Linked DNA regions of Mus musculus: regions 1, 2, 4, 5, 6 and 7 are each linked to region 3. Evidence: chromatin loops called from intact Hi-C (ENCODE). Cell type or tissue: heart. All regions are shown on one strand. Region 1 holds the start of Med18 (mediator complex subunit 18). Region 2 overlaps Taf12 (TATA-box binding protein associated factor 12). Region 3 holds the start of n-TAagc8 (a tRNA gene). Region 4 holds the start of Rnu11 (U11 small nuclear RNA). Region 5 overlaps Phactr4 (phosphatase and actin regulator 4). Region 6 holds the start of Ythdf2 (YTH N6-methyladenosine RNA binding protein 2). Region 7 overlaps Ythdf2 (YTH N6-methyladenosine RNA binding protein 2).

Region 1 (4,000 bases), 50 kb after region 3:
CTTCCTCGGGCCTCCTCTTCTGTGATGCTCTCTGAGCTGTGGAGTGTTATGGGAGCTCTCTCATTCATGGCTGAACATCCAGCAGTCTCTCATCAGTCTGACCAACTAGTTAGGAGTCTCCTCAGGGATCCCTGCCCACTGAAAAAGGAAGCTTCTTTGAGGAAAGCTGACAGACCTATTAACCTCTACCTATAAACGTAGCCATTTGGAAGGCAATTTGACTGGTATTTCATGTTCTTCAGCAAAACAACAGCAGTGTCTTCTACTAGTACTGGTGACCTCACAAGCCGCAGGCTTTTGACTAGGTTTACAGTAGCAGATGGAAATTTCTCCTGTGGTGCAGGCCTCAAATCCAACCCTAAAGTCTTAGGAGCTAGTTACTCAGTTACTCAGTATCAGTGTTAGTATGCACCTGGAGTCTTACTTGTCTAGTCCGTACTGTTGCGTGTAGATTCACAGTGTGTGCTCTCTCCCCCTCCCCATGTGTTTTGTGTGTGTGTATTTTGAGACAGAGTGTCATGGTGTAGCCCTGTTTGGCCTGGACCTCACTACTGTAGCCCACGCTAGCCTGGACCTCACAGAAATCTATCTGCCTTTGCCTCCCATGCACCACCAGGACTGGCTCTCCATGTTATTTAACATCATCAGCTAAATGAAGAGGGTGGTGGCTCACACTCACACTTGTCCTGAGCCTTGAGTTCCAGGAAAGTGTGGACTACAGTGTGCGTGCTACTGTCTCACGAGTTTTTTCATTAACCTCTTTTTTGTTTTGTTTTGTTTTTTTGTTTTTTGTTTTCTGAGACAGGGTTTCTCTGTGTAGCCCTGGCTGTCCTGGAACTTACTCCGTAGACCAGGCTGGCCTCGAACTCAGAAATCTGCCTGCCTCTGTCTCCTGAGTCCTGGGATCAAAGGCGTGCACCACCACCTCCCGGCTTCGTTAACCTCTTAAAACATTGCCTTACAGGCGTTATTAATATTATTTACAGTGCTGGGGATCAAACCTCAGGCCTGACACCCTGTACCACTGAGCTGTATAGCCCTGCATTTTTCTTAATCTTAAATACTCAACTTCTTGTTGTTGTCTGAATGTCATAAGTGATTATGTTGATATATACTGAACTAGACCATTCCATGATTACAAAGAAAGATGTATTAGAGATTAAACTGTCAAGCCATGGGAGGAGGTGGCAGAAAGAAGAACAAAGTGGCAGAGAAGCAAGCTGATTTCATGTGACAGCAAGGTGGAGCCCTGAGCTGATACAAGCTGCCCAGACTGACTGGGAACCAGGTACCCTTGCCTGAGGTAGTGACCTTTGGGGAAATGTTAAGGAGGGAGGGGTCCTGAAAGATTAAGGGTGCCTCACTCTATGTCCCTTATGTGTTTGGCATATGTACAGAGTTCAATAAGTACTTGTTGAATTTAAAATCCTTATCTATCTATCTATCTATCTATCTATCTATCTATCTATCTAATGTATATGTGTGCCTAGATATATGTGTACCATGTATGTCCTTTAGCATGGATGCCAGATGAGGGTGTCAGATCCCTTGGAACTAGAGTGGCAGGTGGTTGTGAGTCACATGATATGGGTGTTAGGGCTGAACCCAGGTCCTCTGAATAACAGCAAGTGCTCTAAACTGCTTAGCCATCTTCCCAGCCCCTAGTTATTTATTTATATTTTGTGTTATGAGTGTTTTTGCAAGTGTGTATGCATGTCTACCACACGGATGCAGTGACTGATGTAGTCAGACAAGGTAATAGAGCCCCTGGAAAGGAAATTATAAATGGTTGTTAGCCACTATGTGGGAGTTTGGGACCTCTGAGAGAGCAGCAGGGGCTATTAACTGCTCAGCCATCTCTCTAGCCCTTATTAATTAACTTATTTATTTATTTATTTATTTATTTATTTATTAAAAACCTCACAATATTGTTTAAGCGTTGAATGGCTCTGCTGGAGAGATCCTTACCACAGCTTCCCAAGGTTCTCAGATTTGAACTGTGCCTGGTCCCATGTATTTAAAGTTATGGTATGCACTGTAAATTGAACAAGTTTGCTGTTGTTTTGTATTAAACTTATGGCCTTGCACATGTCAGACAAGGCTCTAGCACTGAGCTGTTTCTCCAGACCCTTGAAAGCACACAAAATATTGTTCCTGCTGAGGTCTATATATAAATACACAACGCTGTGGTTAGCGTTTCCGATTTACAACATACCCCTTCCTTTTCTTTTTCTTTAATTTAATTTTTAACTTATTCATTTTACATCTCTTTCACTGCCAGCCCCGCCACCTCCGCCTCCCTTCTTTTTCAATGTGACTCTCCTTCCTCGCTCCCCCCAGTGGCTGAGTTCAAAATTTAAATATGGTATCCAATCGGCTTTATGAGATCTGATCAAAACATCCAGGTCGTCGAAGCTGAAAAAAAAAAAAAAAAAAAAAAAAACGTATCCTAGAGCTGTCCTATGACAGTCACCTTCCACGGTACCACTCTAGACTAGGACCCCAAAGCAACAGCAGCCCCGAACCTTGCGCGTGCGCTCTTGCACACCGGTGCCAGAAGGCGGGCGCGTTCCTTGCCCTCTCGGCACCCTTACTTTTCGGGGCGGTAGCGGAGAAGTTTCCTGTCCCTCAGCTTCCTACCGGAAGTGCTGAAGGGAGAGTTTGGCGGTTTCTCTGGCTCTGCGCTGGCGGCATTTGGGGGTGCGGATTGCGGGTGTGCACGCGTGGATTTAATTCCAGCTTTACAAGGATCTGTAGCGCGGACGGAGACGTGTTGCTAGTGTAAGTGCACACGTGTCCCGGCTGCCCGCGTGGGAGGACCGGGACAGTCACTCTAACTTCATATTTCCCGCCTGGCTCATTTGCAGAGGCGTTCTCATAAAGGCAGAACCAGTTCTAGTTACATCGCTCGTGTGCCCTGGGGCCTTTCCCTGAGTCTGCATGGCCTCCGCATAGAGTGAAGGGTGGACAAGGTCCTTAGGTCTCCCTCGGATCTTTTCTTTTGTTTTTTCTTTGAGACAGTCTCACTGTGATGCCCTAATTGGCCGGGATTTGCTATATAGACCAGTCTAGCCCGAAGCTGCAGCCGTCCTTCTAACTCTGTCCCCAAGTATTGAGATTACAGATGTTCCCCCCAACACAGCCGGTTTTTATTTCTTTATGTTTGGAAACGAGGCCTCTCAGTGTAGCCCAGTGTAGTTACCATTTTTGAATATGAATGTCGGTTTCTTTCGAGCCAGGTAGTGGGTGGGGGAGACGAGGGCTGTGGGGTTAAACACCCTTGGTCTTATTTTAAACGAGACAGTAGGTTTCGGAACAAGAGGTTACATAGCTGCCTCGAGATTACATAGAAAAACGTTTATAAGGTTCAGAACTTGATACTAGATGGCTATTCCGTATCTCCGGAGCTAGAACCCCTCTTATTCCCGAGTCACCCGTTCTTGGAACCGGCTGTATAAGCAGATGTGCAAAGTTAAGACTGAATGAGCTTTGGTTTCAAGGCCACTGCCGCAGCAAACAGGGTATGGACAAGTGTGACTTTTCCAGGTGGATCCTGTGCTTCTCCGGTTGGAAGATCTGTTTGCAGTTCTGTTGTCTTGAACCTAATTAGAGGCATCATGGAGGCGCCTCCAGTCACCATGATGCCCGTCACTGGGGGCACCATTAACATGATGGAGTACCTCCTGCAGGGTAAGTCAGCCAAGGAGCTTGTGTTACCAAGTTTTCAGTTTTTTCTGGCTAGAGCAAGTTGAGATGACTTATAGGCAACTGTAGGGTTCCTGTAACTGTGTTTAAAAGAGGGTGGGTGGGAAGATGGCTCAATGGCCAGAAACTCACTCTGTAGACCCTTCTGGCTGCAGGGGCCTGGGATTATAGATATTTACCACTATTGTCCTATTGTCTGTTCTCTCTCTCTCTCTCCCTCTCTCCCTCTCTCTCTCCCTCCCTCCCTTGCTCTTTCTTTCTTTCTTTCTTTCTTTCCTCTATTTTTGTTTGTCTC
Region 2 (4,000 bases), 220 kb after region 3:
CTGTTCAAGTGAATTGGGTGGGAAGCCAAGAACAGCCTGCTGCCAACATAGCTCACCAAACCAAGGGCTCCAATGCCTGAGATGTCAGAATGAAGCCACACACTGAATCTGAGGACTGTCCACCCCTTTCTTCCTTTTATTATGGCTTCTGCCTACTGAAGGAATGGGCACAGCTTACAGAGACATGAACAGTCCTTCGGTGTGCTGGTAAGACAGTAAGACTGAGACAGAGAAAGCCACCTACCTGTCACACAGCTGATCAAGAATGATAATTTGACGTCTTATGAGTCCCTCACTTCTGTCATTGTACTTCCCCAATTCCCCTGTCCCTTTCGGTCCTCAAAAGAGGACTCAAGAGTCATTCCAGATTCCATCTTGGCTGCTGGCATCAGTTACTTGTTCCTATCCGGACTCAGTGGGACCCCTCTGCTGTCTGGTGTCACCAACAGAGCATCCTCTGAGAACATCTTCCAGTGGCTGTAGGTTCTGGAGAGTTAAGGCCCTCCTGACGCTAGGCCACATACCCAGAAGCTCAGTGTCAGGCGTGACCAGGGAAGAAGCTGGTTGTCCCCTTGCTGACTCTCCAGGCTGAAACCTCAGCCAAGAAAACGGCAACAGAAGCATGGCCTTTGAACTCCTCAGATCTATGAACTGTGTCACGTCTCCGACCAAGCCTCAGGAGGAAGATGACCAGAGCAGGGACCAAAGGTAGGTGTGGCTGTGCTGTGGCCCCTAGGAGGAGCAGCCACCCTCCCCTAAGCCCATGGTCCCTCACAATCCACAAGGCTTGTGCTGGGCGTGGGTCAGGATGATGACAGGGAAGAACATCCTGCTGTTGAGAGAGGCCCTGCTTTCCTCCGATGACAGAATCCCAGCAACAGGACTTCCCCCAGAGCTATTCACATCCTTCCTCAGGGACAAGGATGAATACAATCTTCTATGGAGATCCAGAGAGGTCTAAAGGGGCTCTAAGAAGCCAGGCATGATGATGCACACCTGTGGTCTCAGCTCACTGAGAGGGTCAGTTCAAGGATAGTCTCAGCAAGATACCAAGAGTTTGAAGCCAGCCTGGCCTACCCCAGAGCTTGCCTCAAAACACACACACCCCCCGAGAGCTTGCCTCAACACACACACACACACACACACACACACACCCCGAGAGCTTGCCTCAAAACACACACACACACACACACCCCGAGAGCTTGCCTCAAAACACACACACACACCCCGAGAGAGCTTGCCTCAACACACACACATACACACACACACACACACACACACACACACACACACACACACGCACACACACACACACACAAAAAGGTCCTATGGACACTAACATTATCAAAACTAGAATGCTTGTTTATTTTGGGGCTTAGCAGAGGTCACTGTGTCTGGTGGCAGAGAAAGTGCTCCAACTCCTACTGCTGGCTTGTTCCTTTGGAGTAAAACAGTGGGAGATCCCTGCCGGTTTCTCTAACAGGATCACTGCCTGTACTGCCACCTGCTGACTGCAGCGCTCCCAGCCTTGCTGGGACCCTGGCATTTCAAAGGCTCTCAGCTATGCACCCTGTGTCTTCAATTAATAACTCCTTTATTCTGGAAAAGCAAATCAAGTTCATATTCATAGAAACACTGACATTACAAAGTACAGGGACGGGGGGAGGAGGAGACAGACCCTCTACAAACTTGCTAACACTGTCTCACCCAACACGACCAAAATGCTCTTCCTACAGCCAATCACTTCTATAATAAACCACAGGCAAAATCTTCTCTGGTAGATACACTGCTTCTCTTTGAGACGGCAGGGAAAAGGGACCAGAAGGTGGGCAGGAGGCTTTATTCTTTTGGCAGATCTTCTCAGTCATTATAGATATTGCTGCACTGTTAATAAAAAATATATGCTTCTCTGTAAAGCATTTAAAAAAAAATCCAAGGATGAGATGGCTGAGGTCTCAGCTCAAGTATCTCCAAATACACGTTGTCCATTCCCTGACCGTTCCCTGTGTTATTTCTTGGTTGTTTTCCGGATCAGTGCCATTCTCTGAAAGGAGACAGAAATGAGCAGTTAACAGGGGCCAGAGTCAGGAGCCTTCTGGCACATCTAGAAAGCCACTAGCAAGTAGCACAGTCTATATTATAGGGAGCAGCACACAGGGCGGAGAGATGGTTAACGCCCAAGAGAACTCAGCCATGCCTGCCGAGCTCACGTGCAGCTGGCTTTTCCCATCAGGGAAGCTGTTGAAATCACAACAGCAAGGAGGCCAGGCTTGTCAGTGGGAGGCCAGTGCCCTTACTGGACTAAGGATGAGGACAACTAGTTCTTGATCAGAAATGACATCCTCACACTGTCAAGAAAGGCAGAGGACAGCAGCTATCGTGGCACATAACCCAGAGTGTTGGGCAGAAAAGCCTGGGTAGCTCCCGGCACAAGCCTGACACACCTCTTCCTCTGACCTGCGTGGTGTGTGACTTTCCAGGCCGGGTTTCAGTATGAGAGCAGGTGGGCGTGCCCACAGGAGATCTGGAATCAAGAGCTCTAAATGAAAATGCAAAGCGCGCTTGCAGCAGCGCAGCATTGGGGGAGCTATGACAGAGCTTCCTCTGACCTCTGGTGCAGTCACGTTGGCTGCACAGGGGACTGACACTCCAGGAGGCAGCTGCTTGTACTCCCTGTGAGATGCACACAGGCTCCAGTCCTGGCTCCCCAGCTCCTCACCTGTTTGTGAGCCTCTGTGGTACATGCTTTTTTGTAGGGTCGGATTTCCTCAGAGCCAAAGCCTGGGATCCACATGTTCCACTGGCGCTCTGCAAGGAAGACACCAGCACAGAACTGAGGCTGCAGCCAGAGGGCAGTGCAGCTGCAACAAGCTGCAAGCAAAGACAGACCTGGACTCCGAGTAGACACACACAGTCTCTCCAGGTTTCATTGTTTTTTAGCACTGGGTTTAGTACATACTAGGCAAACACTACCACTGAGCTATATCCTCAAGTTCTTTAACCTGTTTAATTTTAATTTCTACAAAAACATTATTTAGTAACATTAATTTTATGTGCATGAAGTCATGTGTTTTACCTGTATGTATGTATGTATGTATGTATGTATACACTGTGCAAGTTTGTCCCCAAGGAGGCCAGAAGAGGGTGCTAGATTCCCAGGATCTGGAGTTAAAGATGGTTATGAGGCACCATGTGGTGCTGGGAACCAAACCTGAGTCCTCAGGAAGATCACCCAGTACTCTTAATCACAAACTCATCTCTCTAGCTTTTATTTTTATGTAGTTTCTTACTTATGTGTATGTGTGAGTATATGTGGTACCCACAGAGGCCAGACAAGGGCATGGCATTCCCTGGAGCTTGAGTTACAGGGAGTCACCTGATGTGGATCAGGAAGCTGACCCTGGGACTTGGGAAAGAATAACAAAGGCTCTTAACCACTGAGGCGTCTGTCTTCTGAGCCCCATTTGTATAGCTCTGAGGCAAAGTGTAACGCGCCTCCTAGAGCAGAACTGAGCTCAGCCATCCAACTGCCTGTGCTGGAACAACGACACTGCTGGCTGCTGCCTGGCTTATGTCTTATGGTTTCAAAATCTTTGTTTGTTTGTTTGGTTTTTTTTTTCGAGACAAGGTTTCTCTGTATAGCCCTGGCTGTCCTGGAACTCACTTTGTAGACCGGGCTGTCCTCGAACTCAGAAATCCACCTGTCTCTGTCTTCCAAGTGCTGGGATCAAAGGCTTGCACCACTACTGCCTGGCTAAAAATCTTTATTATGTTCTTATTTATTTTACTTTTGGCCAGGCATGGTGACATGTGATTTTAGTCCCAGCAGTAGGAGGCAGAGGCAGTTGGGTCTTTGTGAGTTCCAGCCAAAGGTTACTCACTCCTTTCCTTTCCTTTCCTTTCCTTTCCTTTTTCCTTTCCTTTTTCCTTTCCTTTCCTTTCCTTCCCCTTCCCCTTCCCCTTCTTCCCCTTCCCCTTTCCCTTCCCTTCCCTTCCCTTC
Region 3 (4,000 bases):
ACCCCCGGTCTACAAAAGGCCAAGGAGACCTGTGCTACAAAAGACCCTGCATTATGTAAGAGCTTACAAAGACAATAAATACAAGCTGGGCAGTGGTGGTGCACGCCTTTAATCCCAGAATTTGGGAGCCAGAGGCAGGTGAATTTCTGAGTTTGAGGCCACCCTGGTCTACAAAGTGAGTTCCAGGACAGCCAGGGCTATACAGAGAAACCCTGTCTCGAAAAACAAACAAACAAACAAACAAACAAACAAAAAACAACTCTGGAAAGCCACCTACTCAGGGGACTAAAGTAGGGAAATCAATAGTTGTTCCTTTCTGTTCTTTAAACAACAAACAGGCTTCTCTTTCACTTTTTATTTATTTATTTATTTACTTACTTACTTGTTTATTTACTTATTTATTTATTTTTGATACTAGCACTTACTGAGTTTCCGAGATAAATCACTCTGTAGCCCAGTGTGGCCTTCAACAACCATTATCATGCCATGCTTGAGGGCCTCTTTTTTTGTTTTTGTTTTTCGAGACAGGGTTTCTCTGTGTAGCCCTGGCTGTCCTGGAACTCACTCTGTAGACCAGGCTGGCCTCGAACTCAGAAATTCGCCTGCCTCTGCCTCCTGAGTGCTGGGATTAAAGGCGTGCGCCACCACGCCCGGCAAGGGCCTCTTTAATATTAAAAATGTAACACATAGAAGCACTTAAGTGTGTAAATGGATTTAAAAAAAAAAAACCTGGAGATCGAACCCAGGACCTCATGCATGCTAAGCATGCGCTCTACCACTGAGCTACATCCCCACATGCGAAAGAATGTGTAGAGATTTAAAACACCAGGGGAGGCAACACAGACTTGCAATCCCAGATACTTGGGAAGTTGTGGCAGGGCCATCATAAAGTTAAGATCAGCCTCTGGATACATAACAAGTTTGAGTTCCGGATTTGAGTTATGGGCCTGGTGTACAGACCTAGTCTCAAATATTAAGAAAAAAAAAAAAAAAAGTAAGCCTTGTGCTACCAGCTCCCTTCCTGCTCAGGGCGGGCGGAGGAGAGGCAGGCGCTGAGTTTTAGACCAATCAGAGCCCGGTTGATAGGCAGAGCAAGAAGATTTTAAAGACCTTTCAGGTCTCCTCAACAGCTTCGGAGAGTTGCCTTGTCAGCCTGGAAACATGCCTGGTCCTATCCAGAGCGTCGCTGCAGGCTCCTATTGGCTTATTCTAAACCCCGCCCACATGTCTGCTCATTGGCCGCCGCGATTTACGTAAGAAGAGCCTGTTGCTGAGCACCAAGGGGTCGGGGAGGAGTGTTGCTGCTTTTGCCGAGGATACTTTGGGGAAAAACAGCAATATAAATAACAACCCCTGCTGCCCTGTTGAAGAGTTCTGCGTTAGCTTTCGTGCTCACAACAGCCCTGCTTTGACACAGCAGGAAACAGGGGCAGAGAGAAATGACTTGTTCTGATTTCACACGGTTTAAAAAGCTAGGACTGCCTCCGCCCTTCACCCCCTCTGCCCATCATGATAGGTAGTAGGGTACCATAGGAAACAATTTTTTTAAAAATCAAGCCACTGGATCAGACTGTTAAAGTGTCGGTTGGCTGGACCTTAACATCTGGTCTCCATGCCGCAGACAGTTTTCCGAGGGTTTTTAGCGAAGCAATGGGAGAAATATTTAGGCTGTGAAGTTTTATGAAAGCTTATTCCTTGCTAGACACTTCAGAAGCCACATGGTATTTACTTAGCCACCGCATGTCTTCTTATTAAGACCTTGACGCCATGATATGGGGTTCTGTACAGAATCCTTTGGAGCGGCCCTGGAAGCCTTTTTTCAGTTCACCGGGGTTGAGCTATAGCAAGATCTGGCCTGCAGGGGGCGCTGCGGGCTCGCTCAACTGATCAAACTAGAAAAGTCCAGCTAATTGCCCCGAAAGCACCCAGAATAGATGAGCCTTCATATTTTACTAAGAAAGATGAGCTTTTCCAAACTTGACGTTTTCTATCCAAAATGTGCAGTCGAGGGAAGTGACTTTATCAAGACAAACTCTGCACGTTGATCGGAGAGAGATCTCCTTCCGAACGAACGTCCTTGATTTAGTCGATAAAACTGATTCAAGAGTTGGGAAAGGAAGGGGCTTAATTTGGTGAATAGAGACAAAAACAAGCGATCGAGTCGCTGTTAGGATCGGAGCTGACTCTGTTTCTGGGGGTCTGTAACAACTTAAAGAGGTGAAGTCAGGGTTAGTCCTTGTTCGGGACCTCACACAATGGCTGCTTTAAGGAGCAAGTGAAGGTGAGTAAGCTACTGGTGGGTGTGTGGAGTGTCTCCTTTGGTTTTATCAAGCCAATCGGAGCGAGAGGGGCTTCTCTCCTACAAGAATTCCCTGGGCAGAAACTGTGTTCTGCAATTGGGGAGTTGGAAAATAGTAAGAGTTGGGGGGGGGACCCCACAAGGAGTGATAAACCATAGTGCCTGGAATGGTTACAATGTAAAGGCATTATAATACAATGATTCAAGAATTTGATGCCATAAAATTAATTCTGAAAAAAAAAAAAAAGATGAGAATCCCATTAGGTTTTTAGTCTGACAGGGTCTGAAATTGAAGAAGTCTCAAAAAAAAAACCTTTCAGATGTGATCTAGACATGTCTCCAGGAATCAAAAGAGCTTTGGCCAATCAGTGGCTTTAACACGGCTGATGCAAGAGTCCAGAGAGTATGGCAACAGGAGGAAGAAGGAGACCTTGCCTGACCAAACACTATGCAAGGCATGGGGGAGGGGTACGGGAGGGATGCGTCCACCCAGTGTCTAGCACACCTCCCCATCCCTCACCAAGCTGGCAGAGTCACTGCTGAATTGCCACAGCCAAACCTAGCCACTGGCACACACTCCATGGTCAAAACTGTTTACTGAATGAAAGAGGGAGGGAAGACGCAGATTTCTCTGAGCACAGCCTGCGAGTCCCTCCACCTCCGCTGGTTACTCTTACTCAGGTTCTAGCCGCCCTAGCCATCTTCAACCGGCAACTGAGCTTCCCACAGAGGCCCTGCCACAGAGATGTGCGGACACGCCCATTCTAGGCCACTTTACAGTTATGTCTCTTACTCCTAATTAATAGATCTGGTTTAGGCATCAATCACAAGTGCCAGCCTGCCTCTTAGCTATTCACTTCCTTCTTTCCTCACTGGTGGGACAGTTTCTGCTGTGGAGTCATACTGCCTTTGAGCATGTTGCACATTACTGAGCCACCTGACCTCGGCCAGCACACCTCTTGAGAGCTTCAGTTTTGTCACGTGTCAAACCGGGACATAAAGGCTACTTGAGGAGGTTGTGGTGAGAGTTATAATGGGCTAATGGGTGGATCCTGGACTCTTGTTAGTAGAGCAGAATACTGTTTAAAAGTCTGCGCCACCTCCACTTTCATTCTTTAGAAGCTAGGTCACAAAAGATCATCTGCTTTAGAGTATTAGTGTCTTCTGGTTCTCCTCCACAAAAATCATTTGCCTCATAAGTGGAGCTTATAGTTTTATCTCTGAAGATCAGAAAGTCAATTTTCTTTTTTACTTTTACAAAGGATCCCCTCATGTAGTTCATGTAGGGTCCCTTGGTGACTTTTTTTTTTTTTTTTAAATCTTTCAAGACAGGATTTCTCGGGCTGGAGAGATGGCACACTGGGTAAGAACACTGACAGCTCTTCCGAAGGTCCTGAGTTCAAATCCCAGCAACCATATGGTGGCTCACAACCATCCGTAATGAGATCTGACGCCCTCTTCTGGTGTGTCTGAGGATAGCTACTGTGTACTCACATTAAATAAATAAATAAATAAATAAATAAATCTTGTTTTTGTTTTGAGACAGGGTTTCTCTGTGTAGCTCTGGCTGTCCTGGAACTCACTCTGTAGACCAGGCTGGCCTCAAACTCAGAAATCTGCCTGCCTCTGCCTCCCAAGTGCTGGGATTAAAGGCATGTGCCACCACTGCCCAGCTAGGATTGTTCTTATGAAGACAATAAC
Region 4 (4,000 bases), 240 kb after region 3:
GCTCCACAGTAGGTGCATGTGTCAAATAAAGTGTGTGGCGATAAATGAACACTTGGATTATAGAAGGGCCCCTTGATGGACAGAGGGTAGCACCACTGGGCTCCTCACCAGTTTCTTTTCTTTTCTTTCTTTCTTTTTTTTTTTTTTTTTTTTTTTTTTGGGGTTTCCAGACAGGGTTTCTCTGAATAGCCCTGGCTGTCCTGGAACTCACTCTGTAGACCAGGCTGGCCTCGGACTCAGAAATCTGCCTGTTTCTGCCTCCCAAGTGCTGGGATTAAAGGCGTGCACCACCACGCCCGGCTTCACCAGTTTCAACTACACCTCTTCCCATTTATGAATCTCCTTTCTTTTGTAGCTCCTACTTTATAAAGGGCAGGGAACTCCATACGTTATTAAAGTGTAATGCCCAACAGTCTATTTTTTTGTTTGTTTGTTTCAAAAGTATTCATCTGCTTCTTCTACACACTCTTTTTAATGTAAGAACATTAGGGGCGGGGGAAGGGCTCACGAGTGGGTAGGAACGTTAGGAACGTGGTGTGCAAATGTAAGGATCTGCATGCCGTCCCCAATATCCTGAGGAAAAGCTGGGCCAGGCTGATGTCAGTAAGCTCTGGGAGCTGAACACGGGGATCTCTGCAACTTTCAGAGTAGAGGACCCTGGAGACAGGCAGCGTAGTGAGAGCTAACATGCACACTTTTTTTTTTTTTTTTAACTTTTTAAATCTTAAAAAGCACTCTGGGAGCTGGAGGGATGGCTCAAGTGGGTTAAGAGCACTGACTGCTCTTCCAGAGATCCTGAGTTCAATTCCCAGCAACCACATGGTGGCTCACAACCATCTGTAATAGGACATGATGCTCTCTTGTGTGTCTGAAGCCAGCTATAGTATATATATATATATATATATATATATATAAAACCAAAGCACTCTGGAGGCTGAAGCAGCAGGCACTCAAGTTCAGCCTGCGCTACCTGATGAAACCCTTGCTAAACTTCCTTCCTTGGAGGAGACATAAAGTCTACATTTGCAGTCCCAGCTGCAACCTGAGGCATGATCCCACCACAGTTCACTCTGGGCAGCCAGTTAGTTTATGTGGCTTATTTACATAGCAAGTGAAGGGTTAAACAGGGGTATGGTTAATTTGTCCCCCCCAAATCTGCACCTTCAAACACATTTTTAGCCTGGACGAATCTTCTATAGTGCATGAATAGAGCACCCTCCCCTACTGTTTTACATGCTATAACCTTTCTTGGATACCACCGACAATTAATAGTCCCACGTGATAGCTTGTTCATTCTAGAGCAGCTGGCTATTCAGTGAGTTTTCTGACTACCCACCCCACCCACCTCTTTGAGAGGGTATACACAGTCAACAAACTGGGATGATCCTTTGCAGGTAGGCTCAACTGAACGCCCCAAGATGGTGATCGCTTAACTCAGGGCCTAAGTCACACAAATCTACCATTCTTTTTGGGGGCGTGCTTTGTCCTTTGATGCAGATTCCTCCAGAAACCCAGGCCGACCAGAAGACAGAGTCATCCTGTAGCAGCCTCCCATGTAAGATTACATGTGCCATTATACTCGGTTCAGTGTTTTGGCTTTTGTTGAAGTGGGGTGTCATGTAGCCAAGGCTGGCTTGGAACTCAACTTGCTGTAATGCTCCTGTGTCAGCCTCCTGATTTACAGGCATGAGCCATCACACTCGGTTTATTTTAATTAATTAATTTATTTATTTTGGTTTTTCGAGACAGGGTTTCTCTGTATAGCCCTGGCTGTCCTGGAACTCACTCTGTAGACCAGGCTGGCCTCCAACTCAGAGATCCACCTGCCTCTACCTCCCGAGTGCTGGGATTAAAGGCGTGCGCCACCACGCCCGGCGGTTTATTTTTAAAACTATCTGATTTCATTGAAATTCAGAATAAATCGCCCCGCCATATGAACACAGAGCGCGTGTCAGCTTTTTTTAATCCCTCCCCATCACCTAGAATCTAGGTCTTTGATGATAAATTTACTCCGTTCTTTGCTTTTACAGACCGTCTCCTGTGTGTCCCTGTCAGAGACCTGAATTCGGTTCCTAGCACCCATATGTTAGAACATAACGTCCAAGTTGGAGGCTACAAGTGGCACTAAATTACACATTATCAGTTTTGACAGGTTGGGGCACCGTGTAACCCTAGTAACTTAGCGAAAGGCTCCTCGAACCCAACATCCCACCTCTAGCTGGGAGCAGCTGTTTTGCACCAGCGCCGCCTACCTCTCCCTCCGCGTCGGCCAGAGCATTCCCAGCAAGCACTGCTCTGATTTGCATATTGACTCACGGACTTTCCTTTACTGCTATACAAAAAACGACACAACAGTTCTCTTTGTGAAGAGCTTTCCCTCAGCCCGAGAAGAATCGATAGTTTGCCTTTTAGCTTCGACAATATACAGTTGAAAGTTGGTTAGACTTTATTTTCACCTTTACCGTAAGATGGGTGGACCGACAATGCCACTGTGCTTCCGAACGCGCTCGAGCAAAAAGGGCTTCTGTCGTGAGTGGCACACGCAGGGCAACTCGATTGCTGTGCGTGCGGAATCGACATCAAGAGATTTCGGAAGCATAATTTTTTGGTAATTGGGCAGCTGGTGATCGTTGGTCCCGGCGCCCTTGAATTTGTTAAATTACAGGAGGAAGCTTTTTTAGTTCATTTTACAAATACTTTCTTGTTAGGTAGATAATACCTTCTAAGGTTATTATCTGGATCTTCTAAGTCTTTTTATCGCTAGCAAGTCTAAGTTTCTGGACTTTGGAATTAGAAGTTAATGTCGTAGGCGGGCATGGTGGTCCACGCCTTTAATCCCAGAGTTTGGGAGGCAGACGCAGGTGGTTTTCTGAGTTCGAGGCCATCCTGCTCTTCAATGTTAGTTCCAGGACAGCCAGGGTTATACAAAGAAACCCTGTCTCGAGAAACAAAACAAACAAAAAAAGAGTAGCTGAGTGCTCTGAGTTGTCTCTCCAGCCCCTTAGCTATTTATTTTCATTTAAATTATTTTTGTTTTATTCGCTTGTGTGCCTGAGTTTGAATTTCCCGGGATTAACAGTTGAAGACTAGGGCTGGTGAGATGGCTCAGCGGTTAAGATTGCCGACTGCTCTTCCAAAGGTCCTGAGTTCAAATTCCAGCAACCACATGGTGGCTCACAACCATCTGTAACGAAATCTGATTCTCTCTTCTGGAGTGTCTGAAGACAGCTACAGTGTACTTACATATAATAAATAAATAAATATTTTAAAAAAAAACAGTTGAAGACTGGTAATGAGCCACCCTGTAGGTACCTGGGATAAAATTTGGGACTCTTAAAGAACAGCCAGTGCTCTTAACCAATGAGCCATCTCTCTAGCCCTGCAACTGACTGCTAAGAGGAGTGGGTATGGCTCTGCTTCACAGGTTAGAAAATTGAGGGTTACATTGTATTATGCAGGCAAAAGGAATATCCCACTTCCAAATGCCTCCCTGGAAGAGTAAGGGAATCATAAAACTTGACTGAAATTTCCTCCTTCAATATAAATTTCTTTTCTTTTCTTTTCTTTTCTTTTCTTTTCTTTTTTTAAGATTTGTTTATTTTATGTAAGTACACTGTCACTGTCTTCTGATACACCAGAAGAGGGCATCAGAGCCCATTCAGATGGTTGTGAGCCACCATGTGTTTGCTGGGAATTGAACTCAGTCATGACTTCTTGAAAAGCCATCAGTGCTCTTAACTGCTGAGACATATTCTCGCCAGCCTTTTTGATCTACATCTCATATGGAGTATTTAAAAAAACTTTATGTCTGGAGTTACATATTTTGGTGTGTATACCTCACATATGTCCATATCCCTTAAAATTTTTTTTTTTTTGTTTATTTTTGAGACAGGGTTTCATCGTGGCTGGCCCTTTTTTTTCTTTGTAGACCAAGCCTGGCCTTAAATTCAGAGATCTGCCTCATGAGTGCTTAGATTTATTTTTGCTTGTGTGTGTGTGT
Region 5 (4,000 bases), 100 kb after region 3:
AAACAAAATAAAACATTTTTCTGTTGCTTTATTTTCATACGTGAGTGCCCTAAATTTAGATTCCTGTACCCAAAAAGATAATTTCTTCTATAAAATTACTTCCCTCCCTAAAAATATACTTCTTTTTTTTTTTAATTAGGTATTTTCCTTGTTTACATTTTCAATGCTATCCCAAAGGTCCCCCATACCCACCCCCCCAATCCCCTACCCACCCACTCCCCCTTTTTGGCCCTGGCGTTCCCCTGTACTGGGGCATATAAAGTTTGCAAGTCCAATGGGCCTCTCTTTGCAGTGATGGCCGACTAGGCCATCTTTTGATACATATGCAGCTAAAGACAAGAGCTCCCAGGTACTGGTTAGTTCATATTGTTGTAAAAATATACTTCTTATCTCTGCTCAGAGATGCATATAAGTTGTTTTGTTATTTATGTAATTAGCTTTTGAGGCAGGATCTTTTTATTTAGGGTCCAGATAGCTCAGGCTATCTGGAACTCACTCTGTAGACCAGGCTGGCCTCAAACGCATAGAGATCCACCTGTCTCTGCCTCTCAGGAGTGGGATTAGAGCGGTGTGCCACAAAGCAGGTTTGTTTTTGATTTACACAAAACTTTGCCCTTTTCTTTACATATTGAATGCAAGATGGAGATTTAACATGTTGTAGGAGACTGAGGATAATGTATTTAAAAATGAAAAGTAGTGAGAGCTTGTCTCAAAAAGCAGGAAACAACACACACACACACACACACACACACACACACACAATTAGACTTAGATTTTTCCTGATATTTTAGTTTGTTATGCTTGTATCCCAATAATACCCCTTAAAACTCCCAGAAGGCAATGTTCATTTTTAAAATAATTACTTATTCTGTGTGTGCATGCATGGCACAGTGTCCGTGTGAAAGTCGAGAACTGTCAGTTCTTTTTGTCATTTGTGGTACTTTTGTTTTTTGGGTTTTTTTTGGTTTTTTTTGTTTTTGGTTTTTTTTTTTTTTTTTTTTTTTTTTTTTGGTTTTTTTGTTTTGTTTTGTTTGAGACGGGGTTTCTCTGTGTAGCCCTGGCTGTCCTAGAACTCACTTTGTAGACCAGGCTGGCCTCAAACTCAGAAATCTGCCTGCCTCTGCCTCCCGAGTGCTGGGATTAAAGGCGTGGGCCACCATGCCCGGCACTTATTAAAGTGTTAGTGAGTTGGGTTTATTTCAAAGAAATTTAGAAAATGGTAAATTTGATGTTTTCAGTATTGTTTTTACCTTTTCTCTTTTCAGAAACTACTCCTTCTCTCCCTACACTGGTTAGCAGTGGCATGGAAGACCCATCGGGTGAGTATGGCCTGCTTTTTTATGGATGCTTGCTCTTACCTGTTGCAGCGTTGAGTGCATTATCTCACGCTCAGGATGCTGATGTAGAACAGTGCCTCTCAGACTTTGTGCTCTCAGCATCCGTTCATACTCTCATCTGTTAGCTTTTGTCCTTTATTTTATTTTTAGTTTTTGCTTTTGAGATCGGATCTCTACCTAGTCCTGGCTGTCCTGGAGCTCATGTAAACCAGTCTGCCTCAAACTCACAGAGATCCTCCTGCCTCTGCTACCATACCCAGCACTAGGGGTTTGGTGTTCTTGTTTGTTTGTTTGGCTGGTTGTTTTTTTAATAAACTTATTTATCTTTATTTTATGTGCATTGGTGTGAGGGTGTCAGAGACCCTGGAACTGGAGGTACAGACATTTGTGAGCTACTTAGGACCTCTGGAAGAGCAGCCAGTGCTTTTAACCACAGAGCCATCTCTCCAGCCCCATTTGTTTTGCTTTTTTTGAGACAGGATTTCATTGTAGCTCCAGCTGGCCTGGAACTCACTATGTAGACCAGGTTGGTCTTGAACTTTCAGAGATCCCTCTGCCATTGCCTCCTGAGTGCTTGACAGTGCTGGACTCCATTCATACTTTTAACATAATTAAGGGTCCTAATGAGCTTCTGCTTGCTGACATTTACTATATTGCAAATTAGATGTAAGGGACTGAAAAGATGATTCCGTGGTTAGGAGAGGCACATACCTCCTGTGTATATGCAGGCATTGTAAAACAAGCTGTGTCCCCAGCCCTTAGGAATTGTATTTGAGATATTAATTTATTTTCTTCTGTCTTGCTCTGTTGCCATTGATGTGACTGAGGCTGAGCTTTCTGACCTGGTAACCAGAATCAGGAAGTTCAGGTTACATTTTTTACCTCAATTGAGATGACATACGCTTGTTTGTTTGTTTGATTGTTTGTTTGTTTTGTTGATTTTAATGAGCCTAGGTGGCTGAGCATGTTTTTATAGAAGTATAGCTAGCTCATTGGGAGATCTTTAGTTTGAACACTAGAGGGCAGACAGCACCTTGTTTATCGACCTAGTTATGTCATCAGGTTATTCTTGAAATTATTTTGAGGATTGGAGAGACTGAACTTATTTTCATAGCACCGTGACTGTTCCTAAAGATAGTGTTGATATAATAAGCTGCAGATAGTGAGACGTGACCCTGCACAGGGACATGCATGCAGGGGGCCATCCTCCAGGGGTCAGAGGACCACACCTACATTGTGTGAGATCTTTTCCAAGAACAGGGAAGTCGGAAGGAAGGGGGGAAGGAAGGGAGGGAGGGGAGGAAAAGAGAACAAAGCACAGGGAGATAAGTGAGACAAGAATGGCCATGGCTGGACAGTGTGTGTAACACCAAATGTTTCCAGTACAGTTGGGTTTGGACATCACTAGTCTCAAATCTGTAATGGGGCTGGAGAGATGGCTCAGAGGTTAAGAGCACTGGCTGCTCTTCCAGAGAGAGGACCTGAGTGTGAGTCCCAGTGACTCGACCCTCTGCGATTCCAGTCCCAGGGGCTCCAGTGCCCTCTTCTGGCGACTGAGGACACTGTGTATACATTGTGCATAGACATGCAGAAAAAGATTCGTACACATAGAATAAAATCTGTATTTTACAAAGTCTGAAATTCTTTGAATGCTAAAATAATTGTAAAATTCTGTCTGCCTGAGTGAGAATGGGGTGGACCACAATCTGAAAACAAATATATAAAATTACCTGTAAGTTGTATAGGACATGTAAATGAATTTCATGTTTAACTTATGGGTCTTTTCATATTTATTTTAATAATTTTTGTGTGTGTATGTTTAGCACAGCAGTGTAGAGGTGAGAGGACAACTTTTAAGAGTCTCTCCTTCTATCAAGTGGGGTCTGGGGATCAAACTCTGGGAGTCAGTATCTTTACCAACTGAGCCATTTAGATCCAACTCCCTCTACCCACTTTTGGGACAGGATCTCACTGTGTATCTATCCCTGGACGGCCTGGGACTCACTGTGTAGAGCAGGATGGCCAAGAATACCACTCTGCTTGGTTTGATGGTCCTTTTAAAGTAGGTTTGAGACAGGATCATATGCAACCCAGTTGGCTGGCCTTAAACTTACTATAAAGTGAGTTAAAATGAGTTTGAGGGCTACAGATGTGTGCCACAACTGGTTTTATGCAATGCTAGGGACTGAGCCCAGTCCTTGTGCATGCTAGGCAGGTACCCCCTGAATTGATCTATATCCTCTAAACCCCATCCCCAGGCATAGTTTCTTTGTGTAGCCTTCACTGTCCTAGAACTTGCTTTGTAGACAAGGTTGGCCTTGAACTCAGAGATTCAACTGCCTCTGTCTCCTAAGTATTGGGACTAAATGTGTGCACCACTACTTTCTGGCTGGTAATACTATTTTTAAAAATTAATATTATTGTAGTGCTTTGCCTACATTATATATGTGCACTGTGTGTGTGCTTGGTGCCTACTGAGGTCAGAAGGAGGCATTGGGTCCATAGGACTAGAGTTACAGATGGTTGTGAGCCACTGTGTGTGCTGAGAATTGAATCCCAGTCTTTTGCAAGAACACGTACTCTTAACTAATTCTCTAGCCTGTTATACCTATTTTTTGTTTTGTTTTTTGTTTTTCGAGACAGGGTTTCTCTGTAGCCCTGGC
Region 6 (4,000 bases), 300 kb after region 3:
TTTGTGAGAAACTTGTTAGGCAGGTGGTATTATCCTCTGTCTTAAGGGAGGGAATCTGAGACAGGTGTAATAATTTTCCTAGTGTTGTACCTGGACTCGGGAGACCAGTGTTTAGACTCTCTCTCGTTCTCAGGAGATGATGTCTAGTCTAATTCTCTTTTTACAAAATCAAGCTGTCTCTAAATGCAAGCAATTGCTGATACAGTTTATATACAAAGCTGAGCCATGAGGTTGACTGGCTAATTATCTTTCATAAAAAAACCATTACTAGGCTTCTCTCATTCAATTAATGGGCTCTCCACCCTGAGATGTGACATTTTACTAAGAGTTCTTTAACTTTGGTGTCTGATCTTATTCACTTAAGCCATAAATGTGAGTATAAGCAGACAAGAAATGCTTTGCACTTACTTTGAGCGGTTTACAAAGTAAAATCCAAGAGTCTTGGCTTTTTCCTCCTGAATCTGTCAAATCCAAACCTTCTCTATCTAGCAAGCAGATGGCATTAGGTTAACAATAGTGCATTGCTCAGGTGTCTACCATTTGCAATAGCAAAACCTACTACTAAATATCCTTGTCCAGAGTGATTTTTTTTTTGTTTGTTTGTTTGTTTTTTGAGACAGGGTTTCTCTGTGTAGCCCTGGCTGTCCTGGCACTCACTTTGTAGACCGGGCTGGCCTCGAACTCAGAAATCTGCCTGCCTCTGCCTCCCGAGTGCTGGGACTAAAGGCATGCACCACTACGCCCAGCTCGTGATTTTTTTTTTTTTAAATTAAAAATGCCTTTGGTGGTGCATGCCTTTGATAACAGCATTTAGGAGGCAGAGGCAGGCAGAATTCTGAGTTCAAGGCTAGCCTGGTCTACCTAGTGAGTTTGAGGACAGCTAGAGGCACCCTGTCTCAAAACACAAACAAAAAACCCTACAAACAAAAAAAAACCTGCCTTTGCTCATCCTTTGGCTCTCCAGTGAATCTTAGCTCATGAATACAGGATTTCTTTTCTAGCTGTTGAAGAATGATATTATGTTGTTCTTTGTGTCAAAAGCACAGATCTATTTAATAACTTGATAACTTTGGCAGCATGCTTAATCTCCCTTTTCCCAGCTGTAACATTGTTTGATAGGCACTTTGAACTTGTTGAAAGTCTTTAAATTTAATGTGTCAGAAAGCACTTAATGACAAAGCCCTGCACACAGCACATACTGGAATAGCGTTCATTTTCCAGTCCTTAGATCACGAATATTTCCTCTTAGGGTCCAACAGACTTCAAGAAAGTGTGTGTGACACTGTGCATACGGGTGAGGTGTCTTTTTCTTGGGAATAAAGTCCAGAGTTTACTAGATTATTTTGGGGTCACTGACTTCTCTGAAAAAAAGAGAGTGTATATTTTTCTCCCTCAAAAGTCAAAGGGGTAAATGTCTTGTGTGCAGGGCAGTGAGGGCCGGCTTTTTAATATTTAGTGGAAGTACTGCTCCTGGGTGTTTTTTTCAAGTCCCTGAGGAAGGAAGGTGACAATAGTCTTAAGGAAGGGCGCGGGTGTCTTCTGGGCCGACCTCCATGAAGTTTTCCCTGTGAGCTCTTAGGACCTCTCTTCTGGTTCCTTTTCAAATTGGGGGAGAGTTATCAAATGCAGTTATGAGTTAGGGCTCAAGTCCTACACAGAGTAGAAGCCTCTGCCCCATTAAGAAAGGGGCTTCTGCGTGTTTTCTTAAGACAAAACAATTATTCTCTAGGTGTTTGCCAAAAAACTCCAGTGGTGACCCCCGGTGCCACCCAGGGCTCCTAGGCCCAAAGCGGCGGCGGTGGGGGCGGGGAGACCGCGCGCGCACCGCTTCCGCTCCTCCAGCCCAGCAGAGGGCGCCACGGGCGCGGCTCTCCCTTCCCGAGATGCTTCGCGCCGGGCCCTTCCGCGTGGGTCAGCGACTGTGAGAGTCAGCGCTCGCGCCGCGCGCGCCGCCCGCCTCTGCCGCTCGGCCTCCCCCATTCGGGCTGCGAGGGGGCGGGCGCGCGCTCCGGAGCATAGAGACGGGCGTTGAGCTCGGCGGCCTAGAGCGTCGCCGGATCGGAGCCGGAGCCCGAGTCGCGCGCTGTGTCTCTGCTGCGTCCGCCGAGGCGAGGCTCCGAGTGTCAGGGACAAAAGCCGCCGCCGCACCCTCTGCTCCCGTCGTCGGGGCTCATCCGCCGCCGCCGCTGTCCCGACGAGGAGTCCGCCGCCGTCGTTCCCCGTGAGGATCCGAGAGCCATGTCGGCCAGCAGCCTCTTGGAGCAGGTACAGGCCCAGCCCGCATGTCTCGGCCATTGTGTGAGGCGAGACGGGGCCCGACTAGGCCCGGGCCCGCCGCTCCTGGCCGGGCCGCGGCGGGCGCCTCTCGCGGCTCGGGATTCGGGCCTCAGACCGGCCGCGCCCTGAGTCTCCCGCCCGGCCCGCTCTTCCCGCTCCTCCCCGGGCCGGGCCGGCCGCGCCGCGCTCCCTCCCAGTAGCGGCCCGGGCTTCCCTTCCTCGTTTCCTCTCTTTCCCTCGTGTGGCTGCCGGGTGGCCGGGCTGCCGGGGCTGCCCCGCCGGCCTAGCGCTCGTCCCCGCCTCCCCCTCACCACGCGTCCCCCCCAGGCCGGTTCCTTTCTTCCCTGCTCGGGCCCCGCGTTCATTTGTCTTTCCTTTTCCGTTTTCTTCTCGGACGACTTGCTGCTCGGCGACGTCCCCTCCTCTCGCAGAGACCAAAAGGTCAAGGAAACAAAGGTAAGACCCCGCTCCTCCGGGTGGCCGCCGGCCGGGATGGGGAGGGGGGTCCGCCGGGCCGTGGGGGCGGTGGCTCGAGGACGCGCCCCGGGGAAAGGACCTTTCCGAAGCCGCTCGGGTCGCAGGTGCCGCGCGCGGGGCGGTCGCCCCTTTTGGTGTGGCCCTGCAGCTGGCGGGCAGCTTTTTTCGTTAACAACGAGTAATTCATGAGCGGCCGGGGGTGGAATGCATTTTGAGAAGCACCAGGTCCTTAGTTTTCTCGTAGGTCTTAGGAGCCCTTTGTGTTTCCTCCTCGTGGAGCACTTTCTGGAAGTCACTCACATGTGAAGGAAGCGGGGAGAGAAAGCCGGAGGGAATTGAAATTCGAAGGAGCCAATACACTGACCTTTTAAAAAGATCAGCTCGCTCTGGGGTGGAGACTCTTTTTCACTGTCCGGCTCTTGCTTCAGCCCTGGCGCTCATCGTTATTCCCCGGAGTTTCAAACCAAGTGACTCTTGGAACTAGCATGGTTTCTTCCTGGTGTGAATGTAAACTGATGGATGGGTTTGGAAGGGAGCTCTTCGGACCAGGGCATTGCTAATTTAACTTTTCCCCTCTAGTACAAAATGGTTCTGTGCATCAAAAGGATGGACTAAATGATGATGATTTCGAACCTTACTTGAGCCCACAGGCAAGGCCGGTGAGTAGTAAATTGTTCTATATTATCTGAGGGGACAGTGTACTGTTAGACTTTCTCTGCCCTGTCTCACTTTTGTGTTTGGGTGTGTTTGGGTGTGTGTGTGTGTGTGTGTGTGGCTGACTCCTAATACAACTTACTAATTTGTTATATAAAACATTAAAGATATAAGCTGTGTGGTCAACAAAGCATGTGCTCTGAGACTGCATTACTGATAACGCGAGTTGTATAAGAGCTGTTATGCTGGCATGAGTAATTGCCCCTTGTTTGCCAGGAAAGGATTAGTGCACAGCTTAAGAATATTGGCCAGAGTTTAGCCTGAGCTCTAAAGAAAACAAAACCTTGTCTTTTAGGGAAATTGGGATGATAATGTAGTGAGGAAATTCTAGTGAATGATCACCTGAACCTCACCTATACAAAACTTACTTCTCTTTTGTCTCCAGTGAGGCTCTTTGTGTATTAAAACTATTTCAAAGTGAGACAGTGGGGCGCTAGATGGTGATTTTTGGTTGTTTAGTATCTGTAGAGAACAACTTTGTGCATAGCTCTTTTGGCTAATGTGTTTGTTAAAGGAGGCTAAAACACTGTTG
Region 7 (4,000 bases), 310 kb after region 3:
TTCTTATGGACAACTGAGCAACGGAGAGCCCCACTTTCTACCAGATGCAATGTTTGGGCAACCAGGAGCCCTAGGTAGCACTCCATTTCTTGGTCAGCATGGTTTTAATTTTTTTCCCAGTGGGATTGACTTCTCAGCATGGGGAAATAACAGTTCTCAGGGACAGTCTACTCAAAGCTCTGGATATAGTAGCAATTACGCTTATGCACCCAGCTCCTTAGGTGGAGCCATGATTGATGGACAGTCAGCTTTTGCCAATGAGACCCTCAATAAAGCTCCAGGCATGAATACTATAGACCAAGGGATGGCAGCACTGAAACTAGGTAGCACAGAAGTTGCAAGCAGTGTTCCAAAAGTTGTAGGCTCTGCTGTTGGTAGTGGGTCCATCACTAGTAACATTGTGGCTTCTAGCAGTTTGCCTCCAGCTACTATTGCTCCTCCAAAACCAGCATCTTGGGCTGATATTGCTAGCAAGCCTGCAAAACAACAGCCTAAACTGAAGACCAAGAATGGCATTGCAGGATCAAGTCTTCCACCACCCCCAATAAAGCATAACATGGATATTGGAACTTGGGATAACAAGGGTCCTGTGGCAAAAGCCCCCTCACAGGCTTTGGTTCAAAATATAGGTCAGCCAACCCAGGGATCTCCTCAGCCTGTTGGACAGCAGGCCAATAATAGCCCACCAGTGGCTCAGGCATCAGTAGGGCAACAGACGCAGCCATTGCCTCCACCTCCACCACAGCCTGCTCAGCTCTCAGTCCAGCAACAGGCAGCTCAGCCAACTCGCTGGGTAGCACCTCGGAACCGTGGCAGTGGGTTCGGTCATAATGGGGTGGATGGTAATGGAGTAGGACAGTCTCAGGCGGGTTCTGGATCTACTCCTTCAGAGCCTCACCCGGTGTTGGAGAAACTTCGGTCCATTAATAACTATAACCCTAAAGATTTCGACTGGAATCTGAAACATGGCCGGGTTTTCATCATTAAGAGCTACTCTGAGGACGATATCCACCGTTCCATTAAGTATAATATCTGGTGCAGCACAGAGCATGGTAACAAGAGACTGGATGCCGCCTATCGTTCCATGAATGGGAAGGGTCCCGTGTACTTACTTTTCAGTGTCAACGGCAGTGGACACTTCTGTGGAGTTGCAGAGATGAAATCTGCTGTGGACTACAACACATGTGCAGGTGTGTGGTCCCAGGACAAATGGAAGGGTCGTTTCGATGTCAGATGGATTTTTGTGAAGGACGTTCCCAATAGCCAACTGCGACACATTCGTCTAGAGAACAACGAGAATAAACCAGTGACCAACTCTAGGGACACTCAGGAAGTGCCTCTGGAAAAAGCTAAGCAGGTGTTGAAAATCATAGCCAGCTACAAGCACACCACTTCCATTTTTGATGACTTCTCACACTATGAGAAACGCCAAGAGGAAGAAGAAAGTGTTAAAAAGGTAAAGGAGCTTATCATTGAGACTGGGGAAGGAGGAGGCATTAGAAAGGATAAGAACGGTATTGTCGGTATTGTCATGACTGAGTGCTTAATAAAAGCTCTGTAAATAATGGTGTGATTTAGCAGCTTAAGGCTTTATGGGAGTATAATTGGTCTTTTGAACCCTAGTGTGAAGGAATGTGAGCATTAGTGGAGAGCAGAAACAATACAGTGTGAACTTAACTGCTATAGACAGGTAATTTAAAGATACAAAAGGATAATTGAAGTGGTGGTGTGATGGGAAGGGACCACTGGGGATGTAATTACAGAAAAGAATGAAAGTTCTGTGTTGGAGTGGTCTGTGCCTTTGACCATTTTTGTTATTTTCAAGAATTGGTGTGTTCCTGCTCTGAAATCTGTCTGCTTCTGACAGTTGACAGTATTATTTTTCAGAACTTTGTTTTCCTCTTTGTAATGCTCATTTTATTTACTTCTTTCTTTTTAGTGATAGGAACTGAACCAAGTATATGCTAAGCAAGCCCTCTGTCAGTGAACCACACCCCCAGCTGTAAGAAAGTTACTGTTTATTATATAAAACTTTAAAAACAGCATTAGAGAGGCTGGAGAAATGGCTCAGCATTTAGAAAGCACTAGCTGTTCTTGCAGAGGCTCAGTTCAGTTCCTGTCACCCACATGGTGGCTCATAACATCCATAGCCACAGGTCCAGCGGAACCAGCAGGCACATATGTGTGCCATATCTGTTCTTACAAAATTCATACACATAAAATATCTTTAAAAACCCCAAAAACTGAACATTAGGAAAGCTATCTCTTGGTTTTATTACTCAGTCATTTTCTTTTGATTTTTCTTTTAAGATTTATTTATTTATTATATGTAAGTACACTGTCACTGTCTTCAGACGCCAGAAGAGGGCGTCAGATCTCATTACAGATGGTTGTGAGCCACCATGTGGTTGCTGGGATTTGAACTCAGGACCTTTGGAAGAGCAATCAGTGCTCTTAACCACTGCGCCATCTCTCCAGCCCCCTCTTTTGATTTTTCTTACGAAGTGGAAAGAGTGATAGAAAATGGATCACAACTAGACTGATTTATTTGAAATAGTGCTTGATCGGGGAATACTATGTACATGTAAATTTTAGGACTACGGTGGGGGTGTTCTGTGGTTTTTGTTTGTTTATTTGTTTGGTATCTTAGGATTTTACTGCTGTAAACCAAGGCAACTATTATAAGTTATAGACAGTATTTAATTGGGGCTGGCTTACAGGTTCGGAGTGTCAGTCCATTATCGGCCAGACAGGCATGGTGCAGACAGAGCTGAGAGTTCTACATCTTCATCAGAAAGCTGCTAGTAAGAGGGTATTAAAAGCCCACGCCCACAGTGACACACCTTATCCAAAGCTATAGCTCTTAATAGTGCCACTCCCTGGGCTAAGCATACAAACCATCACAGTTGGTTTTTTCCAAGGGTTTCATTGACTGTTCTAGAACTCAATTTGTAGATCAGATTGGCCTCATAGAGATCCGCCTGTCTCTGGCTTCTAAGTGCTAGGATTAAAAGTGTGCCTCACCATCATCCAGCTGTTTGTTTTTAAGTTTTATTTTTACTTCGTGTGTATAGACTTGCAATTATGCATATGCAGCACATGCATACTTGCAGAGACCAGAAGAGGGTATCAAGTATCCTGGAAATTGGAGTTACAGGTAGTTGTAAGCTCTGCTGTGGAGGTGTTGAAATTTAATCCAGTTTCTCAAGAACAGCGGCGAGTGATCTTAACAACTGATCCATCTTTCTAGCTCGGTTGCTACTTATTCATATTTTTGTTTTGTTTTGTTTTGTTTTGGTTTTTTTTTTGGTTTTTCGAGACAGGGTTTCTCTGTGTAGCCCTGGCTGTCCTAGAACTCACTCTGTAGACCAAGCTGGCCTCGAACTCAGAAATCTGCCTGCCTCTGCCTCCCGAGTGCTAGGATTAAAGGCCTGCGCATCCACGGCCCGGCCATGGTTGACTTTTTTTATCTTAAATATTTATTATCTATAAGTACACTGTAGCTGTCTTCAGACACACCAGAAGAGGGCATCCAATCTCATTACAGATGGTTGTGAGCCACCATGTGGTTGCCTGGATTTGAACTCAGGGCCTTTGGAAGAGCAGTCAGTGCTCTTAACCGATAAGTCATCTCTCTCCAGCCAGACTTTTTTTCTTTAGACCAGTTCTCTGGATGGAATGAGGACCTGAGTATGTTAGGGAAACATTCTTACACTGAACTAAGCCCCTGGATTTATTTTGACTTTTAGTCAAGGGACTGAATTGGATTAAATTCACTGAGTGGTTCAGGGATAGAGGGTCTCATATTTTAGACCTCAAGACTCATTAACTGAGAATGACCTTGAATCTGTGAAACTTTTGACTTTTGAGACAGGGTCTCACTGTCAAGTCCTCCGTGGTCTGGATTACTTTGTAGACTAGGCTGGCCTTGAATTCACAAAGAACTATTTGCCTGTGCTGGGATTAAGACATACAGCAACATACCCAGTGCTGAAATTAA

Evidence for each region. Peaks named below come from ENCODE experiments on the same cell type or tissue, not always from the same donor. Only the 100,000 strongest peaks of a DNase experiment are listed, where the experiment ranks them.
Region 1: it touches region 3 in a loop (6-fold over the local background); 20 of 42 quality-filtered maps call a loop at or near these places.
Region 2: a loop joins it to region 3, with 4 times the contacts of the local background. A loop is called at or near these places in 13 of 42 quality-filtered maps.
Region 4: a loop joins it to region 3, with 4 times the contacts of the local background. A loop is called at or near these places in 4 of 42 quality-filtered maps.
Region 5: it touches region 3 in a loop (3-fold over the local background); 21 of 42 quality-filtered maps call a loop at or near these places.
Region 6: a loop joins it to region 3, with 2.5 times the contacts of the local background. A loop is called at or near these places in 7 of 42 quality-filtered maps.
Region 7: a loop joins it to region 3, with 2.3 times the contacts of the local background. A loop is called at or near these places in 9 of 42 quality-filtered maps.

The regions. Positions count from the first base shown.
Region 1 is chr4:132,462,555-132,466,554 of GRCm38, reverse strand. Med18 (mediator complex subunit 18) reads left to right here and starts at 2,634. Exons shown (of 3, transcript NM_026039.3): 1 at 2,634-2,781; 2 at 3,547-3,690. The coding sequence starts at 3,618. In heart, a CTCF peak has its summit at 2,340 (motif pointing left); a DNase peak (open chromatin) is centred at 2,584; H3K4me3 peaks cover 2,058 bases; H3K27ac peaks cover 2,027 bases.
Region 2 is chr4:132,290,671-132,294,670 of GRCm38, reverse strand. Taf12 (TATA-box binding protein associated factor 12) reads right to left here. Exons shown (of 6, transcript NM_025579.3): 5 at 2,720-2,808; 6 at 1,342-2,044. The coding sequence ends at 2,009. Among named protein-coding and RNA genes, the nearest start is that of Rab42, 11 kb to the left of the region's middle. In heart, CTCF peaks have their summits at 1,508 (motif pointing left) and 2,836; a DNase peak (open chromatin) is centred at 1,470.
Region 3 is chr4:132,512,801-132,516,800 of GRCm38, reverse strand. n-TAagc8 (a tRNA gene) reads right to left here and starts at 793; the gene lies at 722-793. In heart, CTCF peaks have their summits at 1,863 (motif pointing right) and 3,756 (motif pointing left); DNase peaks (open chromatin) are centred at 1,200, 1,850, 2,300 and 2,890; H3K4me3 peaks cover 2,136 bases; H3K27ac peaks cover 1,817 bases.
Region 4 is chr4:132,268,727-132,272,726 of GRCm38, reverse strand. It overlaps Rnu11 (U11 small nuclear RNA), which reads left to right and starts at 2,541; the gene lies at 2,541-2,648. In heart, CTCF peaks have their summits at 2,253 and 3,633 (motif pointing right); DNase peaks (open chromatin) are centred at 2,246 and 2,536; H3K4me3 peaks cover 722 bases; H3K27ac peaks cover 846 bases.
Region 5 is chr4:132,410,389-132,414,388 of GRCm38, reverse strand. Phactr4 (phosphatase and actin regulator 4) reads left to right here. Exons shown (of 13, transcript NM_001161797.1): 2 at 1,266-1,319. The coding sequence starts at 1,304. Among named protein-coding and RNA genes, the nearest start is that of Phactr4, 10 kb to the left of the region's middle. In heart, CTCF peaks have their summits at 2,347 (motif pointing right) and 2,914 (motif pointing left); a DNase peak (open chromatin) is centred at 2,588.
Region 6 is chr4:132,210,165-132,214,164 of GRCm38, reverse strand. Ythdf2 (YTH N6-methyladenosine RNA binding protein 2) reads left to right here and starts at 1,909. Exons shown (of 5, transcript NM_145393.4): 1 at 1,909-2,265; 2 at 2,709-2,733; 3 at 3,334-3,413. The coding sequence starts at 2,239. In heart, no CTCF peak of the experiment used is centred here; DNase peaks (open chromatin) are centred at 1,934 and 2,664; H3K4me3 peaks cover 2,625 bases; H3K27ac peaks cover 2,204 bases.
Region 7 is chr4:132,201,588-132,205,587 of GRCm38, reverse strand. It overlaps Ythdf2 (YTH N6-methyladenosine RNA binding protein 2), which reads left to right. Exons shown (of 5, transcript NM_145393.4): 4 at 1-1,456. Among named protein-coding and RNA genes, the nearest start is that of Ythdf2, 8.7 kb to the left of the region's middle. In heart, a CTCF peak has its summit at 2,357 (motif pointing right); no DNase peak of the experiment used is centred here.